2 separate regions of the Homo sapiens genome follow, and region 2 is linked to region 1. Evidence: chromatin loops called from intact Hi-C (ENCODE). Cell type or tissue: heart right ventricle. All regions are shown on one strand. Links, peaks and the distances in the headings refer to the core of each region. The heading gives the core; the rest is flanking DNA.

Region 1 (11,253 bases), core at 1,886-9,885:
CCAAGGCATCTTGCTCATTCTCCCAACGCAGACCTAGGAGAATAGAAAGGCCCTCAGCTCGGCTTTAGGATTCAATAGACTTTTCTGCCATTGCTAGCTATAAGACCTTAGGGAAGTCTGTTTCCAGTCTGTCTACCTTCCTCATACAACAAACACTGAATTAACAATGTCTTGTGTCTTCTGTGTGCCAGACTCAGCGTGAGGCTCCAAGAACAAAGTCCTCACGGTGGGGTTGCTGGGAGGAGACGTTCACACCACAAGAGCCCCAGTGCTATGTAAACCAAGTGGTATACAGATGCTAATTATCATATTATCATGGATTCTGAGGTCCTAGCTGCCCAATAAGCACATTTTGCCTAATCTTCCGTGCCTAGGAAATGAATTTTTAGAGGAGATAATTGTCCAAGTGATAGGGTAATGAAGAAGGAAGCTACTTTTTCTAGTGGCTGGGATTTTGTTTGTGTGGGGGTTTTTTGTTTTCAGTTTTTTGAGACAGAGTCTCGCTCTGTCACGCAGGCTGGAGTGCTGTGGCAGGATCGTGACTCACCGCAACCTCCGCCTCCCAGATTCAAGCGATTCTCCTGCCTCAGCCTCCTGAGTGGCTGGGATTACAGTGTGCACCACCACACTTGGCTAATTTTTGTATTTTTAGTAGAAACGGGGTTTCACCATGCTGGTCAAGTTGGTCTCGAACCTCAAGTGACCTCAAGTGATCCGCCCGCCTCGGTCTCCCAAAGTGATGGGATTACAGCCATGAGCCACCATGCCCGGCCCCTTGTGTGGGTTTTATAAGGACCAGTTAGAACTCTGTCAAAGAGGTAAGGCTAGCGTCTGAGTTTAAAAACAAACAAATAAACCTAGGGAAATCTTTTCCCTGTTGGAATAAGAGAGGGATAAGTGAGGAAACAATGTAAGTGTTTTTAGTTCTTTTCTAGTACTACTATGAGTCATACATATTTTCCTGTGTCCTGGAGATATCTCCCCTGGTAATTATGAGATACAAGGAGGAAGTGAAGAGGGATTCATTTTCATGGAGAGGAGTTACCCAGTGGGCAGGATTCTGCTGTGCCCAATTTAGTTTTGATCCCCCTCTATCCCATAAACATTTCTTTTGAAGGCTTTCAAAGTTGGGGGAAGATGATGTTATTTAGCATTGTTAGAGTCTGGTAGACCATAAAGGAAAAATCTGGAGAAATGCAGTAAAATGAGGTTCAAGCCAGAAGGGATTATAAACGTTACATAGCCCAGAGAGTCTCCATCTTCAGTCCATCTTATTTGGTACTTTTTCTTTGCTTTTTCTATTTTATTGATTTTTGAATAGGCAATGCATGCACAATGGTACACAATTCCAAGAATACAAAAGGGGAGGAAGAAAAAGATAAGGCTTCCTTCTACCTGGGCTGCCAGCCACCCATGCCTCTCATAGGCAGCCACCATTACAGCCAAAGAGGCAGAACATGAACAGGCCTCGGCTCGGCGCGATGGCTCACGCCTGTAATCCCAGCACTTTGGGAGGCCGAGGCAGGAGCATCACAGGGTCAGGAGATCGAGACCATCCTGGCCAACATGGTGAAACGCCATCTCTACTAAAAATACAACAAATTAGCTGGGTGTGGTAGCACGTGCCTGTAGTCCCAGCTACTTGGGAGGCTGAGGCAGGAGAATCGCTTGAACCTGGGAGGCGGAGGTTGCAGTGAGCCGAGATCGCGCCACTGCACTCCAGCCTGGGTGACAGAGTGAGACTCCATCTCAAAAAAAAAAAAAAAAAATTAGGTCTCTGCTTTGCTCTCCAGTCCCACTTGCCTGGTCAATATCTCAAAGGCACCCTGAGCTCATTAGGTCCCAGATAGGCCATCTTCCTCCTGTTACAAGAAAGTGGTCCCGAGCCAGACCACAAGAGAGAGTTCTTTGGATCTCGCATAAGAAAGAATTCAGGGCAAGTCCACAGTGCAAAGTGAAAGCAAGTTTATTAAGAAAGTAAAGAAATGGCAGGGCACGATGACTCACGTCTGTTATCCCAGCACTTTGGGAGGCGGAGGCGGGCGGATCACCAGGTCAGGAGATGGAGACCATCCTAGCTAACACGGTGACACCCTGTCTCTACTAAAAAGAAAATGAAAAACTAGGCGGGCATGGTGGCACACGCCTGCAGTCCCAGCTACTCGGGAGGCTGAGGCAGGAGAATCGCTTGAACCTGGGTGGCAGAGGTTGCAGTGAGCTGAGATCGCGCCACTGCACTCCAGCCTGGGTGACAGAGCAAGACTCCATCTCAAAAAAAAAAAAAAAAAAAAGTAAGTAAAGGAATAAAAGAACAGCTACTCCATAGACAGAGCAGCCCCAAGGGCTGCTGGTTGCCCATTTTTATGGTTATTTCTTAATGACATGCTAAACAAGGCGTGGATTATTCATGTGTCCCCTTTTTTTAGACCATATAGGGTAATTTCCTGACATTACCTGGAATCTGCAAACTGTCATGGCGCTGGTGGGAGTGTAACAGTGAGGATGACCAGAGGTCACTCTTGTCGCCATCTTGGTGGATTTTGGCCAGCTTCTCTACTGCAACCTGTTTTATCAGCAAGGTATTTTTGACCTGTATCTTGTGCCGACCTCCTATCTCATCCTGTGACTTAGAATGCCTTAACCCTCTGGGAATGCAGCCAGTAGGTCTCAGCCTCATTTTACCCAGCCCCTATTCAAGATGGAGTTGCTCTGGTTCAAACTCCTCTAACACTCCCAAACAGGCTTTTCCTCCAGAGCTCCACGCTCAGAAAGCTCACTCCTCACCATCCAGTGATCACAACCAGAAACCAAGGACAACAAACCTCTCCCTTACCCCTTATCCTACCAGCCCCAAAGCCTATCCATTTTATCTCCAAAATGCCTCTCCACTTATCTGCTTTTCTCCAGTCTCACCCACCACAACCACCCAGCATCTGTCCGGGACTGGTCCACACCTTAGCCTCTGCTGTCTTCCTCAGACCCACCCAGTCCCTCTCCCCTGCCAGGTGGTCGGGCTCAGTGCTGATTTGAGTCCTCAGACCCACCCAGTCCCTCTCCCCTGCCAGGCGGTCGGGCTCAGTGCTGATTTGAGTGCACAACCACCCAGCGGGGCTTCTGCACGCCCTTGGATCAAAGACAAATTCCCTTCCTGGCCATACAAAACCCTGAGTGACCTGGAGCCCTCTCCCTCCCTCCCGCGTCCCCTCAGTACTCTTCCTTCCATCCCACTGAGCGCGTTCACTTACACAGGGTGCTTACCAGTCAGCTTCCCAGCTGTGGAATCTCTGCCGGCTGCATTTTTTGAGTAAATGGCTGTATGTACAAAAAGAGTTCACATTCATTCCTCTTTTTTTCTTGGAATGGGCAGAGCATGTTAAGTAGAATTTGATGATGGAGACGATGAAGAAATTCCTTGACGTTAATCTGAAATTGATCACTTGTTTAAAATTACACAAACACATCTTGCTTTTGAAAGAACCAAAGGGAAATACCATTCAATGCCAAAAGAGGCCTAGGAAAGCAGGGATGAGCTCATTTGAAAAAGCCCCAGGAGCCTGATCAATGTCTAGGTTCTGGCTTTCCCAGAGGAGCCTCACTTGCCTTGCTTATGCTTTCTGCATGCAATACCTCCCAGTGCAAAGAGAGGGTAGTCACAGGCTCTGGGTGGAATGGGAGATCCCCATTTGCCCCCACATCCTTCCTCCTCCTGGCACATTGGTCTACTGGGTAGCAGCCCTCAGGCTGGGGGGAGCTCCCCAAGGGTTCCCTACCCAGGCCTCTGCCTCACTCTCCACTTCCAGCTTAGTTTTCCCCTCTTCCGAGTCCCTGGATTCCAGGGGACACCAGCTCTGTGAGCATGAACACTCAGACTAGGGGAGAGGCCCCGACAGTTGGCTGTGCGTGCCCAGAACTGCCTATCCAAGTAGACTTCTGCTGTCAAGCCAGAGACACTAAGGAACACCTACTCAATGAGCAGTAAATCCCTCATGACGCTAGGAGAGGGTGGGCACACCCATTCCATCTCCCGCCCACCCCACTCCACACCCCACCAATCGCACTCACCCTTGATCTCAGCCAGCTGTCCCCTGGTGTCCTCCACTGGCCTTGGAGATGCAGGAGTACGGGAGAAGCGGAATAAATCCCACCCCAGCAAGAAAAATACAGGTCCCAGAGGCACTCAACAGACATATGTTCCCTTCCTCCTTCTCTCCTGGTGACAGTGACAGATAGGGGCCCCCTGGGGCGGGTGGATATTTTCATCTTCCAAGAGAATGCACTCCATTACTCCAGGACTTTTCTGTCCTCTCCGCCTCCACACAGCCTTCCAGCCTAACACTCAGTCTCTCAAGGAATATTCTTGACACTTTAAAGGATCTGGCCAGCACATAAGCCAATGTGGCTGCATTCTTTAATTAATATTTATTGAGTGTCCCTATTAGGTGCCTGGCAAGCTCAGAGTGTTGTATGTGGCTAAAATATCTATTCCCCTTCCTCTCCAAGAATGTGCGTTCCTGGACAACCCAGGAATGTGGACATGCCAAGTAAAGGAGCAGCACACTCTAGCAACAGCAAGAGCTGGGAGTCCACAGACAGAGGCAGGACTCAGGGCCAGAGGGCAGGGGCTTGAGCCCTGGGGTCCCAGATGGGCTGTGTGACATCTAGCAGGTAATGTCACTTCTCTGAGCCTGTGTCTACAAAAATGTGATTGGCAATATCACTCTGCCTGCCTCCTGGGGCTGGGAATGTTGTAGAAACCAAGTAAGATCACATAAGTGATGTCTCTGGAAAAGTTTAAAAAGAATACCACATATTTCCTCCTAAATAAAATCTTTGGTGTCTGTCTTGATAGGCACAAAAATTGAATCAGGTTTAAAAGAATAGGATCCTAGGAAGTCAACATCTGAAAAACGCTATTCGTGGCATGAATTTAGATTTTGAGGCTCTGATCCAAACTGCGGATGAGCGCCTTTACCCTTTGATAAATATTAAATATACTCATCTTCAATTCTGTATCTTCAATTATATATATATCCTTCCCAATGTGTATGTATGTATATATAATACATATACATATAATTGAAGATTATATAAATGTATTATATACGTATACAATTATATATGTATATAATACAATTATACATGTATGTAATCTTCATTATATGTACATGTATTACATGTACATACACACATACACATTGGGAGGAAGGACAGTCCTTTCCAGAGGTCCCTTTGCAACAATTTGATGCTGCATAGTTGCAAATGCAATAAACTCTATGCATGTGGCTATGAATTAATTAGACTGTGAGATACCGTAAGTGAACAGTTAGGTATGCAAACTTCAGAATTTTAATTTCTTTTCTTTTCTTTTCTTTTTTTTTTTTTTTGAGACCAAGTCTCGCTCTGTCACCCAGGCTGGAGTGCAGTGGCACAATCTCGGCTCACTGCAAGCTCCGCCTCCCGGGTTCATGCCATTCTCCTGCCTCAGCCTCCCAAGTAGCTGGGACTACAGGCGCCCGCCACCATGCCCATCTAATTTTTTGTATTTTTAGTAGAGACGGGGTTTCACCGCATTAGCCAGGATGGTCTCGATCTCCTGACCTCGTGATCCGCCCGCCTTGGCCTCCCAAAGTGCTGGGATTACAGGCGTGAGCCACCGCGTCCGGCCCAGAATTTTAATTTCATCCATTCTTATCGGATGTGTAAGTTGGTGTCATCTTTCTGGACAGCAGCAGACGATTTGAATCAAGAGCCTTAAAAATGTTCCTGTGGATACACAAAATGTGGTAAATTATACATATATATAGTTTCCATCTATAATAGTCCACTACACACACACACACACACACACACACACACACACACACACACATATACACATATATATGATGGAATATTATTCAACCTTAAAAAAGAAAGAAATTCTGACACATGCTTCAGTACGGATAAACCTTGAAGACATACTAAGTGAAATAAGCCAGTCACAAAAGGACAAATACTGCATAATTCTACTTATATGAGGTAGTCAAATTCAGAGTATAGAAAGTAGAATCAGCCGGGCACGGTAGCTCATGCCTGTAATCCCAGCACTTTGGGAGGCCAAGGCGGGCGGATCACGAGGTCAGGAGATCAAGACCATCCTGGCCAACATGGCAAAACCCCGTCTCTACTAAAAATACAAAAAAATTAGCCGGGCGTGGTGGCGGGCGCCTGTAGTCCTAGCTACTCGGGAGGCTGAGGCAGGAGAATGGCGTGAACCCGGGAGGCGGAGCTTGCGGTGAGCCGAGATCGCACCACTGCACTCCAGCCTGGGCAACAGGGCGAGACTCCGTCTCAAAAAAAAAAAAGTAGAATCAAGGTTACCAGGGGCCGGGCAGAGAGGACAGGGAATTATTGTTTAGTGGATATGGAGTTTCAATTATGGAAGATGAAAAAGTTCTAGAGATGGATAGTAGTGATGTTTGCACAGCAATGTGAATATACCTAATACCACTGAACTATATGCTTTAAGATGGCTAAAATGGTAAATTCTTTCTTTTTTTTTTCGAGGCAGAGTCTGGCTCTGTCACCCAGGCTGGAGTGCAATAGCGCGATATTGGCTGACTGCAACATTTGCCTCCCAGGTTCAAGCATAAAATGGTAAATTATATGCATTTTACCACAATTTTTAAAAACGTTCCAATTCTCTGACCCAGTAATCCATCTAGATATCTGCTCAAAGGACAAGAACAGAAGATTAGGTGGCTCACAACTGTAATACCAGCACTTTGGGTCACAGGTGATAAAAGTCTTTGATACTGACCACATTGGGTAGCCAGCAGATGAGGTTCCATCCACACCAAGTGTCATCACTCAACTAACCTTGTGACCTTGGACACATCACTAAACCTCACTGGGTACCACCAAAAGAGGCATCAAGAAAGGCAGTGGTTAGAAGCACAAACTCTAAACTCTAGAACTAGGCTACCCCAATTCAAACATTGGCTCTGCCCCTTACACTCATTATGACTCAATATTCACATCTGTAAAATGGGGGGATAATAATAGCACTTTCGTTGTAGGGTTGTTCTGAGAATTAAATTAATAATTGTATTAAAATACATAAAAGTTCTCAGAAAAGTACCTGACACATAGTAGTGTTCTATAAGTGTTAGCTGTAAAAATAACAACCATCAGCTGGGCGCTGTGGCTTGCACCTGTAATCCCAGCCATTTGGGAGGCCGAGGCAGGTGGATCACCTGAAGTTAGGAGTTCAAAACCAGCCTGGCCAACATGGTGAAACCCCGTCTCTACTAAAAATACAAAAATTAGGCCAGGTGTGGTGGCTCACGCCTGTCACCCCAGCACTTTGGGAGGCCAAGGTGGGCGGATCACAAGGTCAGGAGATTGAGACCATCCTGGCTAACACAGTGAAACCCTGTCTCTACTAAAAAGAAATACATAAAAAATTAGCCAGGCTTGGTGGCGGGCACCTGTAATCCCAGCTACTCGGGAGGCTGAGGCAGGAGAATGGCATGAACCCGGAAGGCAGGGCTTGCAGTGAGCCGAGATTGCACCACTGCACTCCAGCCTGGGCGACAGAGCAAGACTCCGTCTTAAAAAAAAAAAAAAAATTAGCTGGGCGTGGTGGTGGACGCCTGTAATCTCAGCTACTCGGGAGGCTGAGGCAGGAGAATCACTTGAACCCAGGAGGCGGAGGTTGCAGTAAGCCAAGATTGTGCCATTGCACTCCAGCCTGGGTGACAAGAGCAAAACTCTGTCTCAAAAAAAAATCAATATTATTATTAATAAAATTTAGCTGTACATGGAAAAAAACAACTCTTAGGCTAGAAGGTAGATGACCTCATTTAAAGATGAAATTTTAGATCCTGAAATAAGAGATTCTGTAGAGTCTCTTTTCTTGGGAATTGTGGACTCAGAGTTGGGAATAACATTAGAAATAATCGATAAGAAAGGTCATTCAACCTGTCTGAAGACTTTCAGGAACTGTGAGTTCCCTGCTTTCAAGGAAACCCATTCTTCCTTGCTGAACTTTCTAGTTAAAAGGCTGACTCCAATCTGAGTTGAAATTTACCGCTTATAACTTCCAGCTATTTTTTTTTTTCTTTGAGACAGGGTCTGGCTCTGTTGCCCAAGCTGGAGTGCAGTGATGACACTGCAGCCTCTTCCTCCAGGGCTCAAGCAATCCTACACACCTCAGCCTCCCAAGTAGCTAGGAGTACAAGTGTGCACCACCACACCTGGCTAATTTTCTAAAAATTTTTTGCAGGGACGGTGCCTCCCTATGTTGCTCAAGCTAGTTTTGAACTGGCCTCAAGTCATCCTCCTGTCTCCTGTTCCCAAAGTGCTGGGATTACAGGCATGAGCCACTGTGCCTGTCCTAATGTCTACCTATTGATCCTACTCTTACCTTCAGCAGCTGCATAACAAATGTAATCTAATTCCACCTGCCAGCCCTCCTTGAACACCTTCCTGCATCCTCCTTCACCCTCTCTCCTATCAACTGAACATTCTCTCTTCTGTCAGGTGATCATCCCAGGACAGGACGTCCAGCTCATGGTCACCCTCCTTTGGGAGCCTCAATTGGTCTACATTTCTGTTAAAAATTGCCACCCAGACTGCAGTGTTTGGGTCTGGAATGTTCTAGCTATGAATGAGGAAGGGAAGGGAAGGGAAGGGAGAGGGAAGGGAAGGAGGGAGGGAGGAAATGAGGAAGGAAGGAACGAAGGAAGGGAAGGGAAGAGGGAGGGAGGGAGGGAGGAAAAAAGGAAGGAAGGAAGGAAGGAGGGGGAAAGAAGGGACGGAGGGAGGAAGGAGTCTAATCAGCATCACAATATACAAGAACCATTCTCTCCCTTGTGTTTTTAATGACAGTCCCTTCCTTCCTTCTTTCCTACCTCAATAATTAGCTTTTCCAGGAGGAGCTTCCGGAGCTCATTGGCTTGGGGATGGGGGCATGCCTCCCCAGATCTTCTCCCTCCCTGGGGAGATAGGGCCGCAAGCCCCACTGACCAATGCCCATTCACTCTGGGAGCCTGCCAAAAAAAAAGGCAGCACAACAGAAAAGCCGAAATCAGAAAGAAGCCCTCTTATCATGCAAATAAAGAAGCTTGCCAGTGACTGACTCAAAGCATCCCATCTCTCCTGATAGATGTAGGATATCGGAATGTTCATTAGTGCTGCTTAACAGATATTTCCGTTTCCATTCCCAGGTGAAAGGTAGAACTGCATATCCCCGGCCCGGCCCCCCTTGGAGTGAGGGTAGCAATGCGTCTTGGTTTAGCCAGTGAAATGTGAGTGGCAGAGCCACACACTATTGCCCTGCTCTTCTAGCCTGCCACTGGCAATCGTGCCCACCTAGAGATGGGATGTCCCTCAGTGGAGATGACCAGAGCAGAGCCCTCCAGGCAACCCAGGGTGGACACAGAGCATGAGTGGAAAATGGACCTTTGTTGCTGGACCACTGGAAAAAAGGGTTGTCGGGGGGTATAATATGTCTATGTCTACTTGCCAACTTGACCTGACCTCAGGGATCCTGGGGAACAGAAAATGGAATCTCATATAGATGGAGCCACAGGGACCTAGAGAGAGGCCCAGACCCTGTCATTCCCAGGTGTGATCTTGAGAAAGTCACTTGGACAATGCAGGCCTTCATTTTATTTATATTTTATTTTATCTAATTTTTGAGACGGGTCTCACTCTGTCAGACAGTCTAGAGTGCAGTGGCACTATCACGGCTTACTGCAGCCTCGACTTCCCAGGCTCAAGTGACCCAACCACCTCAGCCTGTACGTGGGATTACAGGCGCACATCACCATGCCCAGCTAATTGTTGTGGTTTTTTGTAGAGACAGGGGTCTTGCTACGCTGTTCAGGGTGGTCTCCAACTCCTAGGCTCAAGCAATCCACCTGCCTTGGCCTCCCAAAGTGTTGGTATTAAAGGCATGAGCCACCACAACTCTAACAAGAGTTTTCTTAACTCTACAAGAAGAGATTCTGGTTAGGTGATCTTCCCTCAGCTCACACAAAAGACAAGACAATCTTAGTGCAAGATTAACATCTTTGGGGGAATCTAGGTGAAGGTTACACAGGATATTTCCATAGTATTTCTTACAAATGCATGTGAATTTAAAATGCTCTAAAAAAAAAACTTTTAAAAAATTGAAATAAAAAAAATACCCTTAGAGTTGAACCCAGTTCTCAAAGCACTGGTTTGTGGGTTTTATGGTAAAATTCTTCGGGACAGAAACTCCTCCAAAACCCTCAATGGGGTTTCCTGAGTGTGGGGAATTTGGCTGTGACCCTCATTCCTTCTCCCTCAGCTGGACTCAACCCCACCCATCCCCAGACCTCTGGAGAAGTTGCTGGCAACCTAGTCAACTCTCAACAATGGCAAACGAAGAGTTGCCATTTTCTTCCTTAGTTACAAAAATGAAATATTGAAAAAATGTTTATGTATACTATCACAATAGGTGTTCTTTCACAATGTAAAAACTTTCAGGGCCAGGTGCGGTGGCTCACGCCTGTAATCCCAGCACTTTGGGAGGTAGGGGCGGGCGGATCACCTGAGGTCAGGAGATTGAGACCATCCTGGCTAACACGGTGAAACTCCATCTCTACTAAAAATACAAAAAATTAGCCGGGTGTGGCGGTGTGCGCCTGTAGTCCCAGCTGCTGGGGAAGCTGAGGCAGGAGAATGGCGTGAACCCGAGAGGCAGAGCTTGCAGTGAGCCGAGATCACGCCACTGCACTCCAGCCTGGGCGTCAGAGTGAGACTCTGTCTCAAAAAAAAAAAAAAAAGAAAAAAGAAAAAGAAAGGGGTTTTACTGCTCCCTAGAGAGGCCCAGTGGGACAGCCCTTGTTTTAGACAGGGAGCAAGGACCCCAGGCTGATGGCCTCATGCCCCCAGGTAAACTGTTTGAACTCTCTAAATTTATTTGCCTGGGGGAGCGTTGGGGGAGGGAAGAGAGGAGTGTTGGTCTCTCCCAGCTCTAAAGTTTTAATGCTAGAAATCAACTTAATTAATTAATTAATTTTTATTTTTATTTTTATTTTTTATTTTTGAGACAGAGTCTCATTCTGTCGCTTAGGCTGGAGTGCAGTGGTGCGATCTCGGCTCACTGCAACCTCCGCCTCCTGGGTTCAAGCAATTATCTGCCTCAGCACCCCAAGTATCTGGGATTACAGGTGTCTACCACCACGCCCGGCAAATTTTTTTTGTATTTTTAGTAGAGACGGGGTTTTACCATCTTGGCCA
Region 2 (11,253 bases), core at 1,897-9,896, 66 kb after region 1:
GCAGGTAACGGGAATGGCAGGACTGTGGTTGAGCTTTGGGAGCCCGGGAAGGAAGGATACTGGAGCTGGGCTGATCCAGGACAGCTTCCTGGAGGAGGCGGGATTTAAACTGGTCAATGAGGTGAGTCCTCCTCAGAGGTGGCTAAGACCCAGGCTCTGGCCCCAGGCAGTTTCTTCTGCTCCCTCTACACTCACCCAAAAGACAGACAGCCCCACCACAAGGCCCCCCATGCCAGGCTCTGGGCAGAGCTCTTGGGGCTTAGGTGCTGCTCCGCCCCACTGCCTGGTCTTTGCATCTCTTCAACACACACCCAGGGAAATTCCCTCCATGAGGTTGTCATCCAGGTGAATTCAGGTCGGGACCAATATTGCTGGCAGCCTGCAGTGACAGTCGCCACCACTGAGCCCCTGCCATTTCTCCATCCCCTGCTTCCTGGGCACTCTGCATCTGTCATCTTGTGCTCCACAGTCCTGCTTCTACAGGCTTGGCATTCCAGGTACAGATGGGGAAACTGAGGCTCAGAGAGTCCAGTGACAGCCCAGGCACACAGGTGCCCCTGGGTAGCCAGGCAGCTGCTGCAGGGCCAGGTTCTGTCCAGGGTAGCCAGGTGGGGAGGTGGGGAGCACCCTGGTCTCTGCCCCAGCAGTAGTGGCCAGGAGGGAGCCAAGTGTGTGGGTATCAGCTTCCGTGGTTTGGAACTCAGTGTGGCCCCAACCCTGTGCCATAGCTCCTTGGTCTCAGGAGCATCTGGTCACCTCTCCTGTCCGGATGTTCCTGGGGACCTTACAGATGCCAACATGGCGATGGGGCTCCTGTGTGAAGCGCATGGCATGACGCTGCCCCGAGGGGCTTCCTAACATCGTGGAGTCAGGGTCCCGACCGGGACACTGTGGGCCCAGGGAGGGGCATCTGACCAGCTGGGTTGGCTGCAAGGACAGCTGCTGAGTCTGGCCTTGAAGGGGGACAGTGACTGACCAGGGAGATGGGACAGAAAGGGTGGTCCGGACAGAGCAGAGGCAGGGGGACGAGTGAGGGTCTTGGGGCGGGGGGCTAAGGCTACACCCCTCCCCTGAGACATCTCTCTGCTCAGCCCTGGCCCCCAGTGGGGTGGGTAAATAAAGTCTAGCTCAGGGCTTCCTTGGGACCATCAGCCCTGAGTCGGCACTGGGGTCCAGAGCTGGGAGCCTGCAGACCTCTCCCAGGCTGGGGACTCCACTCTTATCCCTGGAAGGTTTTTGAGTCCCCCAGGCCAGGCGGGTGGGCCCCTTCAGGAGCTGGGCTGGGGCTGGATTGGGGAGGGTGAGCTATGGCAAGGACAGATGTTTCCAGTTTGAGGTCTCGGGCTGCCATCAATTGTTCCACTAAACCCTGTTTCCTATTAAGCAGACTCCGGGAGGTGGAGAAGTTGCCTTCCATCATGCAGTCTCTGTGTGTGTGTGTGTGTGTGTGTGTGTGTGTGTGTGTGTGTGTAGTGGGTGCTGAGGACTGGCTGGGGAGGCCATGAAGGGCTATGGACATGTCTGTTCTCCATGCCTCCTGGCCAACCATGGGCAGAGCTGGACTTTGTCCTGGGAACTGTCCCTTGGCTCCGGAGCAGCTTCATCTGACTGAAGGGCTGAGAGCCGGGACTTGGGAGGGCTCTGGTTGGGGATTCTCACTACACACCTGGCCATGACCTTCTCCTCTGCCCGTGGGCAAACTATGGTTGGTCACCTGCCCATCCCTGCGTTCCCTGTCCTTCTTCCTGAAAGAGTCTGTGTTAGTCTGTTTCATGTTGCTATAAAGGAATGCCTGAGGCTGGGTAATTTATAGAGGTTCGATTGGCTTATGGTTCTGCAGGCTGTACAGGAAGCATGGCACCAGCATCGGCTCAGCTTCTGGTGAGGCCAAAAGAAGCTTACTGTCATGGCTGAAGGCGAAGTGGGAGCCAGTGTATCACGTGGCGAGAGAGGGAGCAAGAGAGCCAAGGGGGAGGCCCCAGACTCTTAAATGACCAGATCTAACTGAGTAAGAACTCACTCATCCCCAAGGGAATGGCACTAAGCCACCCATGAGGGATCCGCCCCCATGATCCAATATCTGCCACCAGGCCCCACCTCCAACATTGGGGATCACATTTCAACATGAGATTTGGAGGGGACCAACATCCCAACCATATCAGAGCCTGATTAATATCCTGGGACTCACTCTCCTCTCCGCAGCTAAGTGGGCTGGCCCCCGACCCTGATTCGGTGCCATGATGGGGACTCCTGTCCTTGCCAATAATGGTTTAGGAATGGGTGTGGGAAACAGGCCTGGGCATGGAAATGTGAAGGGGCCTCTGGGAGAGGAGCCCCACTCCTGAGCTGTACTCCAGATGAGATCACGCTCTGATGTAACACCAGGAGCTGTGGCAGCCCTCTTGTGAGTATGAGGGAAGCCAGCCAGAGGGTGTCAAGTACAGAGGGACACAGCATAGGACCTTAGGATGGCACTGAGCTGCTGTCTTCGCCCTCACTGGGGCTTCCTAACCTGTGAGATGACACCAGCTCTGGTTTCCTTAGGGCTTACCATTTCTAGACACAGTGCTAAATGCTCACATTATTCAACCATTATTTCTTGTAATCAGGTAGATTACAAGGTGTGGGATGCAGATGTGCAGAAATCACACATAAATCCCTGCTCCCTGAGAAGGTACATTCTCCATTTAAAAAAATATAGTCTTGCTCTGTCATCCAGGCTGGAATACAAGGGCACAGTCATGGCTCACTGCAGCCTTGACCTCCTGGGCTCGAGGAATCCTCCCACCTCAGCCTCCTGAGTAGCTGGCACCACAAGCACACACCACCATATGTGGCTATTTTTTTTTTTTTTTTTTGTAGAGACAGGGTCTCACTATGTTGCCCAGCCTGGTCTCAAACTCCTGACTTCAAGTGACCCTTCTGTCTTGGCCTTCCAATGTGCTGGAATTACAGGTCCAGCCACATTCTCCATTCTTTGAATGCTATTTCACTTAAGCCTCAAACCATAGCCTAAGCTGAAGTGCACACATCATGGTCTGTCTTCGAGACACAATCTCCCCACATAGAGAGGGCTCTCCAGACAGTAGAGGCTGGAAAGCAAAAGGCTTCATTCTCCAGGCACTTCTGAGGCTGGGGTTCTGCATTCAGCCCAGCTTTCTCCAAGAAGGGCCACCCAGCTGGGACTTGGAAAGTGGAGTGAGCATTGGGTACGGCAAGTACGTGGGCATGCAGGCAAAGTAGTGGCCCTTGGCTTCTCCGGGGTCATTGTGGGCAGAGTCTCACGACTGGTCTCTAGCTGCATGGCAGGATGCCGAGTGTTGGGCAGGGCAGCAGCCACGTTGCCTCTCAGTCCTGGGGAGCAGTTGGGAGTTTACCCTGGCTGGGTGTCATCCAAGCTTAGGTCCCTGGCTCACCCTGGAATTGGGCAGCTATCTAATATTCAGAAATAAACGCTTTTTTCCCCAAATTAGCTCAAGTAGATTACATGTTTACTGCAAATAACATCACCTAAAATGCACTTACGGGAGATGGCTGGTGGTAGATGGTGGGAATTCACCCAGCATGGGTAGAAAGCTGGTGTCTCTTGTTATGCAGTGGAAAAAGGTTAGGTCAAACTCTTGCCTCCTGTATGTAGGAAGGAAGGCCACAGCCAGACATGAGGCCGGTGCAGTCACAACATGGAACTGTCTTCGGGCTCCTGTTCTTTGGGGAGGGTGTGTGGTGCTCTCTGCAGGGGAAGGCGGCTGTGCGTGGATGTTGGATAGGGAAAGGGAGACATCATTAAGTAACATCCTCCTTCACCTGCATTTCCCCACGGCCCTTCCGGTGCACCAGGACCCAGGAAATAGAGCCGAAGCAAAGTCACAGTCTTCCTGGGCTTGCGAGTCAGAGGGTGCAGGTTGGGGTAGCCAGTGTGGCTGGAAGAAGAGGGACAATATACTAGAGAGGAAGGAGCCCCAAATTTGCCAGTAATTCCTCTTAAGTCACTGGCTAAGCTGAGCCTGTGCAGAGCAAGACTCCAACCTAGAATTTTGAAAACATCTTCAAAAATGAAGATAAAAGAAAGGCATTTATAGATAGACAAAAGCTGAATTTGTCATCAGCATGGTGACCACCCTGTCCTGGGTACCCGTTATATCTACCAATGAGGAATAATCACATCATCATTTTTGGCAGCCACTACACACAACTGGAACTCCTAAATACTGTCCTGAGTGAAGCCACCGAGTGGGACTCGTTTTCCTAAACCCAAACCACCAGATGCAAGGGCTGAGCTCCACGATGGTTCCTGCCACATCTCATCCCTGGGACTCAGCCCATTCCTCTCTCTGGATCCTCTCTATCATGTGCTGTATTGAGTAGCCCCGTCACCTCATCATTCACAGATGTGGAGAACATTCTTTCTATATCTTCCTCCACACGCTGATAAAACTGTTGTACAGGGCTGGGCTGAGAAGCAGAGACCAGAACCATCCCTCTAGAAACCATCCTCAGATCAGTTCTCAAAGTCTCTGGGATTGGCACAACTTTGCATTCTTAAAAACTACTGAGGACTCCTAAAAACTTTTGTTTATGTGGGTTATATCTGTCCATATTTATTAAAAAATTAAACAGAAATTTAAAAATAGTAACTCACTAAAGAGTAACAATACTAAACCCATGACATGCTAACATAAATAACTTTTATGAAGAATACTATGTTTCAAAAGAAAAAAAGATTTGTGAAAAGAGTGGCATCGTTTTGCATTTTTGCAAATCTCTAGTGTCTGCCTTAATAGAAGACAGCTGGATTCTCATATCAGTTTCCACATTCAATCTGTTGCAATATCACACACATGCAGCTTCTGGAAAACTCCACCGAACATTCATGAAGGAATGAAAGAGAAAAGGCAAATAACATGATGATGATGATGATGATGATGATGATGATGATGATGATGATGATGAAAGCACCTTAGGGATCCCCAGGTCTCCTGATCCCACTTTGAGAACTGTTGCTTAGGTCACCACCTCTCCATTGGCGGGTGCCCTAACCCTCTAGTAACCCTGCCCAAAGAAGCAAATGGCCTGTTTTCGATGACTCTAACCTTGTTCCACCACACCTTGGTATAGGAAGATGTAGAAACTGAGCCCCCAAGAGACTGTGTCAGCCTGAGCTTTCACAGTTGGCACATGGAACTGAAACTCAGGCTCTGGAGTCATGGAAGATGATCACGGATGGGTGCCCACCCCCAAGCCTCCGTGATGGTTTGGCTGAATTACGTCCCTGGCTCACACGCTAATCTGTCTCATCTCCCCAAGTGCAGTGAAGGACCCTGGAGGCCAGGGAGGAGGTCTCTTCTCTGACAAGCTCTTCCTGGGCCCCCTTCAGGGACAGTGGACCCACTCTATCAGCTGCAATAGCAACATTTTCAAGGAAGCAATCCATGTCCCCATCCACATAGTGGGAGCTGGGTGCAAGGGGCTTCTCGATGTTCCAAAAAAATAAGGATTTTGAGGACAGTGGTGGGGTGTGGGAGAATGATGAGATCTGAGGTGCGGTGTGACTTCTCAGCCTCTTTCTCTGTCTTTCCTCTATCACGGGTGGGGCCGGGGCCCAGATGAGTACAGGCATGTGAGAAGATGGAAACGTGAACTGTAATGTCATGAGGATGTCACCCCCTTACACAGTGTCTCATGTAAACGTCCCGTTTCACAAGGAAGACGGTGACGTCAGGAAGTGTGGGGGACTTGCCAAGGCCACGCGGCCAGTGAATGCCAGAGTAGGGTGAAGAGTGGAGTTGCTTCCCCAAAGCCCAGGGTGGCCACGAGGGCTTTACATTTAAGTGTCTCTCCATGGCCTTGGCTCAGAGCTGGGGGCCCAAAGCCCAGACAGCAGCTGCCACACGTGTAGAGAAATTCCGTCTTGGGTTGGAGGCCCCTCCTCTGCCTCAGGAAGTGGTAAGAACACAGACCAGGAATCCCCATGCTTAGGGGGAGGGGGCCCTTCTCATGGCAGGCAGTGTTCCTGGCTGGGTGCGGAGGGTCGCCCTGCTCATGCTCAGGTGTGAGGCCCGACAGCACTGAGCGGGGGAAAGGGGCTGGGGGTAGAGACTGGGCTCATCAGGGCTTACTGACACCTACTGTGGGGTGTCAGTAAGTGTCTGTGGGGAGGGGCGATTTTGGCATTCATTTCAATGAACAGCCATTTCACTGGGCTCCATGCATCAGTCGGTAGAAATTCATTTAACAGTAATCGAATATCCAAGAGGAAAGCTTGAGAACTTAAGAAAAACAACCAACTCAACCTCCCAGAAGCCAGATCTTCTCTGTTTCATTCATTGTTTTAGGACTAGTTACAATACTGTTCCTCTAGCAAGACCCATCTAGAATTTAGTGGGTGAGGAAACATTTAAGAGAAATGACTAACTTATTCTGTGGTAAATTTCTATCAGTCTTGTTTAAAATGCAAATTAGCTTTAGATTAGCTTTAACAGTTTTAATTGTAAAATCTAATAAACATACAGAAAATACATAAGATGAAAATGAACAGTTCACTGATTTATTGCCAATGAAACACTTACATGACCACTGGCCATGAGGAAATAGAACGCTGCCAGCTTCCCGAGTCCCTCCTATGCCTCTCCCAATCACGGTCGCTTCTGTTTTCCCAAAAGTAACCCGTATCCTGGCTTTCACATTAGGCATGTACTTGTCCTTCTTCAAAGTTTTACTACTTAAGTGTACATCCCCAAACTATAGGTTTATTTTGGCCTTGTTTTCTGTATGTAAATGAGCTCATACAGTATGTATTCTTTTGTATCAGTCTTCTTTTAGATGCTATAATATTTGAGTTTCATCTGTGTAACTGAATGCAGCTGGTTATTTATTTTTCACTGCTGTATAGTATTACATTGCATAGATATATTGCTATTTATTTACACGTTCTACTGTTGATATTCCTGGTGTTTCCAGTTTTTAGGTATTATGAATAATTGCACTATCAACAGTCTTGAACCTGTTGCTAGGTCTTAGGGGATGAGTATCTTCAACTTTGGTAGATATTACTAAACAGTTTTTCAAAGTGCTATCAATTTATAGTCCTACATGGACTACATGTAGGGTATCAGATTTCCTGTTCTTCCACATCCTCACAAACACTTGATGTTGTTGACCTTTTTAACTTAGCCATTCTGGTGAGTGAGTAGGGGGTATCTCATTGTGGGTTCAATTTGAATTTTTCCTTGATTTCAGCACTTTTCTATGTTATTGGTGAACTGAAAACATTTTTGAGAAATGCCTGTCTTTTGCCAATTTTATTTTTCCTCATTGAATCCTTTATATAGTCTTTATTTGACTCCTTTGTGGTTCTATACATTACAAAGATCTGCTTTCACTCTGTAGCTTACCTTCTCACTCTCTTATTGATGTCTCTTGTTAAACAGAAGTTCCTAATTTGACCGTAATCTGATTTATCTGACCTTTTCTTTATGGTTGGTATTTTTTGTTTTCTATCTAAAGGACATGAAGATAGTCTCCTATGCTTTCTTCTAGAATATTATGGTTTAACATTTCACATTTAGCTCTATAGTCCCCTGGGAACTGATTTTGCAGACAGAGTGAAGTAGGGGTCAAGATTCATTTTCCCTTCACTGTGCCAACGCCATTTATTGGGGAAAAAAATCATTTCCCCATTACCCAGCAGTGTCCCTTTTGTCAAATCAATTGTCCTTATATATGTGGACCTTTAAGTTCTATTTCATCAATATGTTTTGTCTACCCTTATAACAATACTAAACTTAGAGTAAATTTGTAAGTCTTTGTTTTCGTTTTGAGATAGGATTTCGCTCTGTCACCTAGGTTGGAGTCCAGTGGTGCAGTCTCAGCTCACTGAAACCTCTGCCTCTGGGCTCAAGCAATCCTTCTGCCTCAGCCTCTCCAGCTGCTGGGACTACAGGTGTGCACCACCACACTTGGCTAATTTTTAAAATTTTCTGTAGAGACAGAGTTTCACCATGTTGCCCAGGCTGGTCTCAAGCAATCCTCCCACCTCAGCCTCTCAAGTGCTGGGATTATAGGTGTGAGCCACTGCACCTGGCCTATAGGTTTTAATTAGAGTACATCTGTAAGTTGTAGACATCTAGCAATGTAAGTATGGGCTTTATTCTTTTTCAAGGTTTTCTGTGCAATTCTAGGCGTTTTGCATTTCCATGTAGATTTTAGGCAAAACCAATTTGTCAAGTTTTCCCATTCCCCCAAAATACTGGGATTTGGATTGAGATTGCATTGAATCCGTAGATCAATTCTGAGATATCGAGCCTTCCAACTTATGAATCTAATGACCCTGGAGTGGTCCCTTATTTAGGGAACCCTTATTTAGATCTTTAGTTTCAATCACACTTTATTTTAGATTGATCTCTGAGTATTTGTTTTATTATTTATTTTTTTATTATACTTTAAGTTCTAGGGTACATGTGCACAACGTGCAGATTTGTTACATATGTATACATGTGACATGTTGGTGTGCTGCACCCGTTAACTCATCATTTACATTAGGTATATCTCCTAATGCTATCCCTCCCCCCTCCCCCCACCCCACGACAGGCCCCAGTGTGTGATGTTCCTGACCCTGTGACCAAGTGTTCTCATTGTTCAATTCCCACCTATGAGTGAGAACATGTGGTGTTTGGTTTTCTGTCCTTGGGATAGTTTGCTCAGAATGATGGTTTCTAGCTTCATCCATGTCCCTACAAAGGACATGAACTCATCCTTTTTTATGGCTGCATAGTATTCCATGGTGTATATGTGCCACATTTTCTTAATCCAGTCTATCATTGATGGACATTTGGGTTGGTTCCAAGTCTTTGCTATTGTGAATAGTGCCACAATAAACATACATGTTCATGTGTCTTTATAGTAGCATGATTTATAATCCTTTGGGTATATACCCAGTAATGGGATGGCTGGGTCAAATGGTATTTCTAGTTCTAGATCCTTGAGGAATCACCACACTGTCTTCCACAATGGTTGAACTAGTTTACAGTCCCACCAACAGTGTAAAAGTGTTCCTATTTCTCCACACCCTCTCCAGCACCTGTTGTTTCCTGACTTTTTAATGATCGCCATTCTAACTGGTATGAGATGGTATCTCATTGTGGTTTTGATTTGCATTTCTCTGATGGCCAGTGATGATGAGCATTTTTTCATGTGTCTTTGGCTGCATAAATGTCTTCTTTTGAGAAGTATCTGTTCATATCCTTTGCAATTTCATTGTCTAATTGTTTATTGCTAGCATCAGAAATACACGTTATTTTTGTCTGTGACCTTGTGTCCAGAAGCCTTGTTAATTTTACTAGTTTATTGGCTAATTCTTTAAATTATCTATATCCTCAATCATGTCATTTACAAATAATGATAGTTCATTTTCTTCTGACCCTACCCAATTAATTTAAAAGGAAATCTTGCCATACTAGGCCAGGAACTCAGGTGATAGTTTCCTCAACGTATAGCAAAATTGAATATTGTACAGTGTACATTTGTATACCCACCATCTGGATTCTACCATTCTAGATTTTACCAAGTTTACTATATCTGCTTTATCACATATATATCTATCCATCAAGCCATCCTTTTTTCCCTTTTCATGATGCATTTCAAAGTAATTTAAGGTACCAGTACACTCCCCACTAAATACTTAGGCATGCATAGCATCACCTAGCGACATTTTGAATAGAAGTGATAATAGACATCCTTTTTTTTGCTTCTGATCTCAGAATGAAAGCTTTTGATATTTTAAGTATGATGCGTTTGCTGTAGTTTTAAAATAATATTTATAAGATTAAGATAGCTTCCGTTTTTCCTAGTTCGCTAAACATTTCTAGCACTTGACTGCTGAATTTTATCACATTTTCCCCTGCATTTATTGAGATCATTTACTTTTCCTTCTGTATTCTTTGAATAACTCTAATTGATTTGTGAATGACAAATCCAATTTGATCATGATGTATTTTTACACATTGTTTTTGTAGATTGCTAGTTTCTGTTTGCATCTATACCATGAGGACTGGCCTATAATTTTCCTTTCTTGTATTGTTCTTGGCAAATTCTTTATATCTAAGGTTAAGCTGTTTTCATAAAACAAATTAGAAGGTTTTTCTATTTTCTGGGAGACTGTCTAAAACTGGCATTATTTCACTCTTAAATGTTTGGTTAAATTCACTACTGAAGCCATCTTGGTCTGTAAATTTCCTGTGGCAGATTGTAATTATGGACTCAATGTATGCGCTAGATATAGGATGATTCCAATGTTCAGGATCGTTTCATGTCAGTTTTGGAGAGTTTTTTTTTTTTTTTAAAGAATTTGTTCATTTTATGCAAAATCTAAAAACAACTTTAATGAGGCATACTTAATATATAAAACTGCACATATGTAATAAAGTGTACAATTTGATTAGACATATGTATACACCTATCACTGCAATAAAGATCATTTCAACTAGATTTAAAATTTATTGGTATTCATAATATTCTCTTAAATATGTATACATATTTTTGAGACACGGTCTCTCACTCCATTGCCCAGGCTGGAGTGTGGTGCCATGACCACAGCTCACTGCAGCCTCTACCTCCTGGGCTCAGGTAATCCTCCTACCTTAGCCTCTCCAGTAGCTGGGACTACAGGCACACACCACCATGCTCAGCTAATTTGTGTGTGTGTGTGTGTAGAGACAGGAGGGTTTCACCATGTTATCCAGGCTGGCTCTTAAATATTTTAAATGTCTGCATAATCTGAAGTAACTTACCTGTTTTCCTTTCTGATATTGGCTATTCCTCTCTCCTGCCCTTTCTCCTTCCTTCTTTGATCAGTCTTTTAAGGGGTTATGAATTCTTTTATTTATTTATTTTGGGACGGAGTCTCGCTCTGTTGCCCAGGCTGGAGTGCAGTGGCACAATCTCTGCCCACTGAACCCTCCACCTCCCAGGTTCAAGCAATTCTCTTGCCTCAGCCTCCTGCGTAGCTGGGACTACAGATGCCCACCACCACGCCCAGCTAATTTTTGTATTTTTAGTAGAGACGGGGTTTCATCATGTTGGCCAGGCTGGTCTTGAACTCCTGACCTCAGGTGACTCCCAAAGTGCTGGGATTACACATGTGAGCCAACATGCCCAGCCAATGAGTCCTCTTAATCCTTTTAAATAACCAACTTTTGACTTTGATTCCCTTTATTGTATATTTGTGTTCTATATCAGTAATTTGGCTTATTTTTGGGT

What was found. A loop is a pair of places that touch in the nucleus more often than their neighbours do. Peaks named below come from ENCODE experiments on the same cell type or tissue, not always from the same donor. Only the 100,000 strongest peaks of a DNase experiment are listed, where the experiment ranks them.
Region 2: it touches region 1 in a loop (2.5-fold over the local background); 21 of 110 quality-filtered maps call a loop at or near these places.

What each region holds. Positions count from the first base shown.
Region 1 is chr18:48,959,758-48,971,010 of GRCh38, forward strand. It overlaps LOC105372108 (a long non-coding RNA gene), which reads right to left and starts at 5,376. Exons shown (of 3, transcript XR_935456.2): 1 at 4,063-5,376; 2 at 3,259-3,423; 3 at 2,308-2,563. RefSeq lists enhancers at 1-455, 456-1,249, 2,838-3,631. In heart right ventricle, for the core only: no CTCF peak of the experiment used is centred there; no DNase peak of the experiment used is centred there.
Region 2 is chr18:49,026,033-49,037,285 of GRCh38, forward strand. It overlaps DYM-AS1 (DYM antisense RNA 1), which reads left to right. Exons shown (of 5, transcript NR_148999.1): 3 at 5-121. It overlaps DYM (dymeclin), which reads right to left. Exons shown (of 18, transcript NM_001353214.3): 18 at 10,355-11,253. Among named protein-coding and RNA genes, the nearest start is that of DYM-AS1, 8.0 kb to the left of the region's middle. RefSeq lists an enhancer at 1-236 and a silencer at 3,749-3,897. In heart right ventricle, for the core only: no CTCF peak of the experiment used is centred there; a DNase peak (open chromatin) is centred at 5,719.